Regions from separate parts of the Homo sapiens genome. Here region 1 is linked to region 2. Evidence: chromatin contacts called from ENCODE Hi-C or POLR2A ChIA-PET data. All regions are on one chromosome and are shown on one strand. Each heading gives the region's core, a stretch centred on a gene start or an enhancer-like site at or near the end of the contact. The rest is flanking DNA. Distances are from core to core; before and after follow the strand shown. Region 1 has its middle 11 kb from the start of LINC00393. Region 2 overlaps LINC00393 (long intergenic non-protein coding RNA 393).

Region 1 (2,890 bases), core at 62-2,561, 54 kb after region 2:
ACCCATCACCTCCATCATCTACTTATGTGATATACAAGGCTGTTCTCATGTTGTATTCTGCTTTATTTCTTAGGAACTGCCTTCCTCATAGGATTACAGTTTTTTTTTTCTTTTTAGTGTGGTAAGTCAGTCATATACACTATTTCATTTCTTGTGTCTAAACAAGGCCTGCTTAAAAAAAATGGGTGCTCAATAAGTATTTGTTGAATAAATGCATTATGACAGAAATTATGTTTTTTACTTCTTGATTGTCCTTCTGTCTGATAAATATACTAGCTTCTAAAAAAAATACTTGCCTGGTGCCCTGAAGTACATCTATAGTTCCAGGTAATCAGGAGGTTGAGGCAGGAGGATCCTTGAACCCAGGAGTTCAAGGCCCACTTGGGCAACATTGTGAGACCTATCTCTATTTTTTAAAAAATAAACATCTAACCTTTCATAATTGTTCTTAAAGGAATTCCTTTAATTTTAAACACCCCAATAAAACTGGAAAATGCCATATATGTAGGAAATTAAAGCTAGGTAAACTTAGTTAATGCCACTGATTTACTACTGAGTAAGAACAGCACGTTGTATAAATTGAGCTATTTTTCACTGGGGCCAGAATGTGGATTTGACTAAGATTGGATTGCTAGGATGACTATATATAGCATCAATGTGATTAAGAGCCTGGTCTTCGGAGTAGACAATTCAGCTTTGCCACTTACTCATCGTGCGTCTCTAGGTAGCTGCTCGACTTCTTTGAACCTCAATATTGTTACCTCTAAGATCCACATTGTAATGTCTTCCTCACAGAGATATGTAAGGCTTAGATGAGACAATGCTTATCAGGCAAGTAGCACCATATGTGGGATGTGTAAGTGCCCCATGTCTGGGAACCAGGAGCTATTAGGGTATTTCCAAATTCCACTTAGACTTTACCTCCATCTTTGGTAAAGTTTAAGTAGGTACAGTTTACCGCCATCTTTGCTGATCTAATTCTTTTAAAAAATATAAGCATGGGAGCCTTTGCATTTTATATTTAACTCCTGATTATCCAGGGGCAAAAACAGAAAGAAACTGTCTCCAGACCTACTCCCTCCCTGCCACCCACACAAACCTCTGCTTTTACAGCTATTAGTTTCATTTCTTTCCCCAGAACAATAGCTACTTTCCAAAGTAATGAAAACCCCAAAAAGATGGCCGAAAGGAACAGAAGGTTCAGAGGGCTAATCTGTGGATAACTGGCTCATAGGCAGCAAATTATTCATTCTAATCGAGAGTTTCGGGAATGCAGGCCTCCATAGCAGATGCCAAGCTGAGCAAGAGGAAAGAAATCACACAATTTCCCTGGAGGTTGAGTTGAGGCCCACAGCTATAAAATATAGCCTTTTGTGTGCTGAATGCTGAACCGGGACACATTAAGACAAGAGATGTTTATTTATAGGCATCAATAAAGTGAAAGCATAAGCCATATGAACAGAATTGGGCTGGTCAAGGACAGTTAATTCCTGCAAATACCTTGTTACTCATTGAATGTAAATGATCTACTTCTGCATTTTATCATGTTTACACAGTGATATTCTGTGGTGGCTGCTTCCAGGTTTATGTGTGTTTTTAATCTGGGAAAGTCCAGGGTTTATTCAACTCTTATGATGAATGAAAGGTCATTGGTAAAAATCAGGAACCAATCTAAACTGAAAAGATAGCAAGTCTGGCCAAAAGTGTATTAACTTATTTCAATAGTTTCTTTAGAAATCTATCATCTTGACATAAGAAATGGCTTCTCACATTGCAAATAAAAGATCAGAATTGTTTTGGCTATTCAAGGTCTCTCATGGTTTTATATGAATTTAGGATTGTTTTTTCCACTTATGTGAAAAATTTGATTGGAATTTTGATAGGGATTGCACTGAATCTGTAGATCACTTTGGGTAGTATGGACATTTTCACAATATTAATTCTTCCAATCCATGAACACAAAACATCTTTCCATTTGTGTTTTATTCAGTTTCTTCCGTCAGTGTTTTAGAGTTTTCAGTATATCACTTCCTTTGTTAAATTTGTCGATTAAAAATAGCAGATATTTTGATTAAATAAGCATCAACAACACCCCCAAATGGTGCCTTCTGCTTTCATTCGAGTCACAAAGGGTACTTTTGCACAGATGTGCCAGGTGAAAGGGAGTAAAGTGAGAGAGAAATAAGCAGAACTCCAAACTGTAGGTACCATATTTTATTTAAATGATCTATTGACCAATGAAGTAGTTACTGTGCATTAGCCACATTTTACAGATAAAGAACTAGAGAATCAACAAGCTTGACTTATTTACCTAAGACCAACAAAGTTAGTAAGCCACAGGGTGGGGCACCAAACCTTGGTGTATTAGCCTAGTTGAATCCTGAGCCTCCCTCTACAATAATATTTTTATGTTTCTTAGAAGAAAAAATGTTGTGTGTGTGAGAGTGTGTGTTTTCTTTCTTAATTATTATTATTTTTTGAGACAGACTTTTGCTCTTGTTGCCCAGGCTGGAGTGCAGTGGCAAGATCTCAGCTCACTGCAAACTCCGCCTCCCAGTTTTAAGCGATTCTCCTGCCTCAGCCTCTGGAGTAGCTGGGTTTACAGGCATGTGCCACCACACTCGGCTGATTTTGCATTTTTAATAGAGACAGGGTTTCTCCAAGTTGGTCAGGCTGGTCTCGAACTCCCGACCTCAGGTGATCTGCCCGCCTCGGCCTCCCAAAATGCTGGGATTACAGGCGTGAGCCACCATGCCCAGCCGTGTTTTCTTTATTGTACAACTCAACAACTGTAATAGATGAGTTCTTTAGCATATAGTGGTTAAAACATGGGCGAAGTGCTGGGCCCACCTGCTCGTCATGTGACCTTTGACGTATTTGTTTAACTTTG
Region 2 (2,956 bases), core at 328-2,827:
GGATGCTTGGGGTTTCAAAGGCTTGTCCAAACTCTGGTGAAATGCCTTTTCTAGAGTTCATTGTAGCAATAAGTACAGAAAATTCTGAATCCCCACAGTGGTTTCCCCTGTGCTCAGTCAGTTGTTCCTCTATTTTGCTACCTGATAACCATTATTTCCTTCTTTCATGCTTTGGGTCCCTGCAGAAACAGCCATTGACCACATCAGTTACATTGCCAATGCCTCCAGAAGACTCCCTCACCGCTGCCTGCTGATTATGCCCACACCGCAGCTGCTGCTGCCCAAAATGACTGTCCCAAAGCTACTAATGTACAGGGCACTAATTTGTCTGGAAGGCTGGCTCCATGTTGCAGAGCTCCCAGCAAAGTCTTTCACCCTTGCCAATGCTGCTAGAACAGAGCTGCCACTTTGCACTCTTAATATCCAGGCAAATTTTAGTGAATTTCCCCCACTTTCTTTCTTTTTTTTCTTCTGTTATTTACATTCCCACACCATGCCTTTTGGGCAAGGACTTCTTAGGAGCTAAGCCAAATATCCAAGTGGCAGACATGGTGTGGTTCTCACAATCCCTTCTCCCTCTCCAACCCTGGACCTGTGTCCTCAAGTCATACTCTGGCACTTAGGATGAGTCTTTTCATAGGATTCCCCTTGATCCTTCACTCAACCTTAAAGGACTCACCTCTGTTATCCTGCAGACATGTCCAGATCAGCTGATTCCTAAGTGCACACAACATCTCTGGATATATACATATATACGTATATCCTCACAAAGTTAATTACATTTCATATTTCTGTTAGACAGTCAATAACATTCTCAATAGGCTTGTTTCCAATATCTTTGAATAATAATAGTTAATATGTATTTATCTCCTCCTATATACCAGGCACCGTATTGTTTTACGACATCATCTCATTCAATACTGTCAATATTCCCAGGTGGGAGGTGCTTCTGTTGTCTTCATTTTACAGATGAAGAAACAGATGCCTCAAGACACTAAATACCTACCCAAGATCACACACCGAGCATTATAGAGCTGTTTCTAACTCCAGCTGTCTGTCTCCAAAGCCTATAGGGTGCAGCACGTTCCTCTTTCATGACACTGGAAAGATGCCTATTATTATGGCTATGCATCAAGTCTGCAAGAGGATCTTCTAGATTGTTTAATTTTTTTTAATATTGCTTTTAAATGGGCATCATTGTGTCTACGTTTTTTCTAGGTTCAGCTTAGTCTAACTTGACTTACGTTCTTTTTCTGAACAACATTTTGTTAAAGAAAATATTTCATAAGGCAACTCACACAGTAACATTCTAAAAGATGTGGTCTTTCCAGGCTTTTCTATCCAACTTGCCCCCATTTTGATTAAATATGCTGGAAAAACTTCTTTGGATTAAAATTGCCCTTTTAAAAATCACAGACAAATCTGGGCAAATAGTAAAGCATTATTTCTCTTTCGATTACAGTAGAAACCCCGAGACAACTAGAACTGATTTGCTCAGGAGCCCTGTGGGGGACATTCATTTTGGGATTCAAAGGGGACTGCTGCCCCTCTTTAACCTGAGCAGGGAACAGGAAGTGCCGCCGCAGCTCCACTGCCCAGTTCTGCAAATCTTCTGGCTTGTTGTTTGGCGCTGGGTGTGTGTTAATCATTCACCTCAAGGATTTCTTAAAGAGTATTTATTCCCAAAATAGAGATGTGGAAGTCAGCCTATACCACTGGGCAATAATTCCATCTCCTGTAACTTTCCCATAGGAGTAAATCTAATCAATGTCACTGTTGTTGAAATTATAAAAGTGAACCAACTACAGAGTGGAATTTCCCCCCAACCGCTCCCTCCCTCTTGTTTTCGTGTACTTTGTAACCTGAGGAGAAGTTTCCATGAGGAAGCAGAGTTTATGTTGAAGTTACTGAGTGATGTATGGGAGATCTCAAACACAGAAACTGCCTTTAGACGTTAAAAAAGAATAAAACTCTGTTGTGCCCACGATGGACTTGTGCAAGTAGAATGCTCAATGTTTTCCTTTGCAGAAACATTGATCCCCTTACAGGAGGATCTTACAAGATACCCACTGTGCTCCATTCTCATGTCCCCATGGTCGTAGAGCTGCCTAAATAACATTGCCCAGGAGAGATTTTTATCCCTTGGCAATGATGCTCATTCATGATTGTGTGGGCAGCACACTTAGCTTTACTTGGGAAAAGATTTCCTAATGTAGTGTTGCCTGGCTAAATATAAGCTGTCTTTGCACACATGAAACTAAGTGGAGACTTGACTTAATGATCTCGTAACTCTGGTTAGTGCTTCAATTTAGAAAGAAAAGTGAGTGGGCTTTTCTTTAGTTTTGCAACAGTAATTTCTTAAAAGCCAAGAAACTTCACATTTGTAGTTATGCCTAGGATGAAAGTTGTTGAAGCTTCTATTCTTGATTCCACCTTTGTTCATGATTGCTTATTTTTAATCTTTTCCATCTAAACTGTATTCTGAAAATTAGTATAATCATGTGAACATTTCTGAACCACAACATTTAATAGAATTGAATCAAGAACAAAAAAGTTTCACCTAGCAGTTTTTTGACACTTGACAGATGATGTTTACATTTATTTACTGTCTGACAAAATTATCTGAAACCTAACTCAAGGTTTAATTTTCATTGGGGGCTTCACAATGAAAGGGTTGACAGCAGTGTCCTCATTCAATCCTCAGGCTCAGCCCTTTCCTCTCAGTGGACCTCAGTGGCACTGAATCAGGTTAATCAGAATCCTTGAGGCAGAACATAGCGCCTCTTTGGTCATTCATTCATTTATGTAGGTATCGTTTTTTATTTTTATTTTTTTTGAGACAGAGTTTCGCTCTTGTTGCCCAGGCTGAAGTTCAGTGGCGGATCTTGGCTCACTGCAACCTCCGCCTCCCAGGATCAAGCGATTCTCCTGCCTCAGCCTCCCAAGTAACTGGGAT

The links. A loop is a pair of places that touch in the nucleus more often than their neighbours do. ChIA-PET counts read pairs that join two places held with the same protein, here RNA polymerase II (POLR2A). Pooled maps may share reads with other maps.
Region 1: a loop to region 2 is called in a pooled map, with 3 times the contacts of the local background. The contact joins two enhancer-like sites. A Hi-C loop is called at or near these places in 3 of 168 maps with a recorded cell type or tissue (Calu3, PC-3 and naive thymus-derived CD4-positive, alpha-beta T cell) and 1 of 50 pooled maps. POLR2A ChIA-PET finds 5 or more read pairs at or near these places in 2 of 52 experiments (B cell and naive thymus-derived CD8-positive, alpha-beta T cell).

Annotation. Positions count from the first base shown.
Region 1 is chr13:73,671,265-73,674,154 of GRCh38, forward strand. No RefSeq gene overlaps it. Among named protein-coding and RNA genes, the nearest start is that of LINC00393, 11 kb to the left of the region's middle. Within about 2 kb of position 1,312, at least 3 of the 41 ENCODE cell types and tissues checked have a DNase peak (open chromatin) inside an H3K27ac peak, as active enhancers do.
Region 2 is chr13:73,616,879-73,619,834 of GRCh38, forward strand. All of the region lies in intron 2 of LINC00393 (long intergenic non-protein coding RNA 393), which reads right to left. All of the region lies in intron 6 of LOC105370256 (a long non-coding RNA gene), which reads left to right. Among named protein-coding and RNA genes, the nearest start is that of LINC00393, 44 kb to the right of the region's middle. Within about 2 kb of position 1,578, at least 3 of the 41 ENCODE cell types and tissues checked have a DNase peak (open chromatin) inside an H3K27ac peak, as active enhancers do.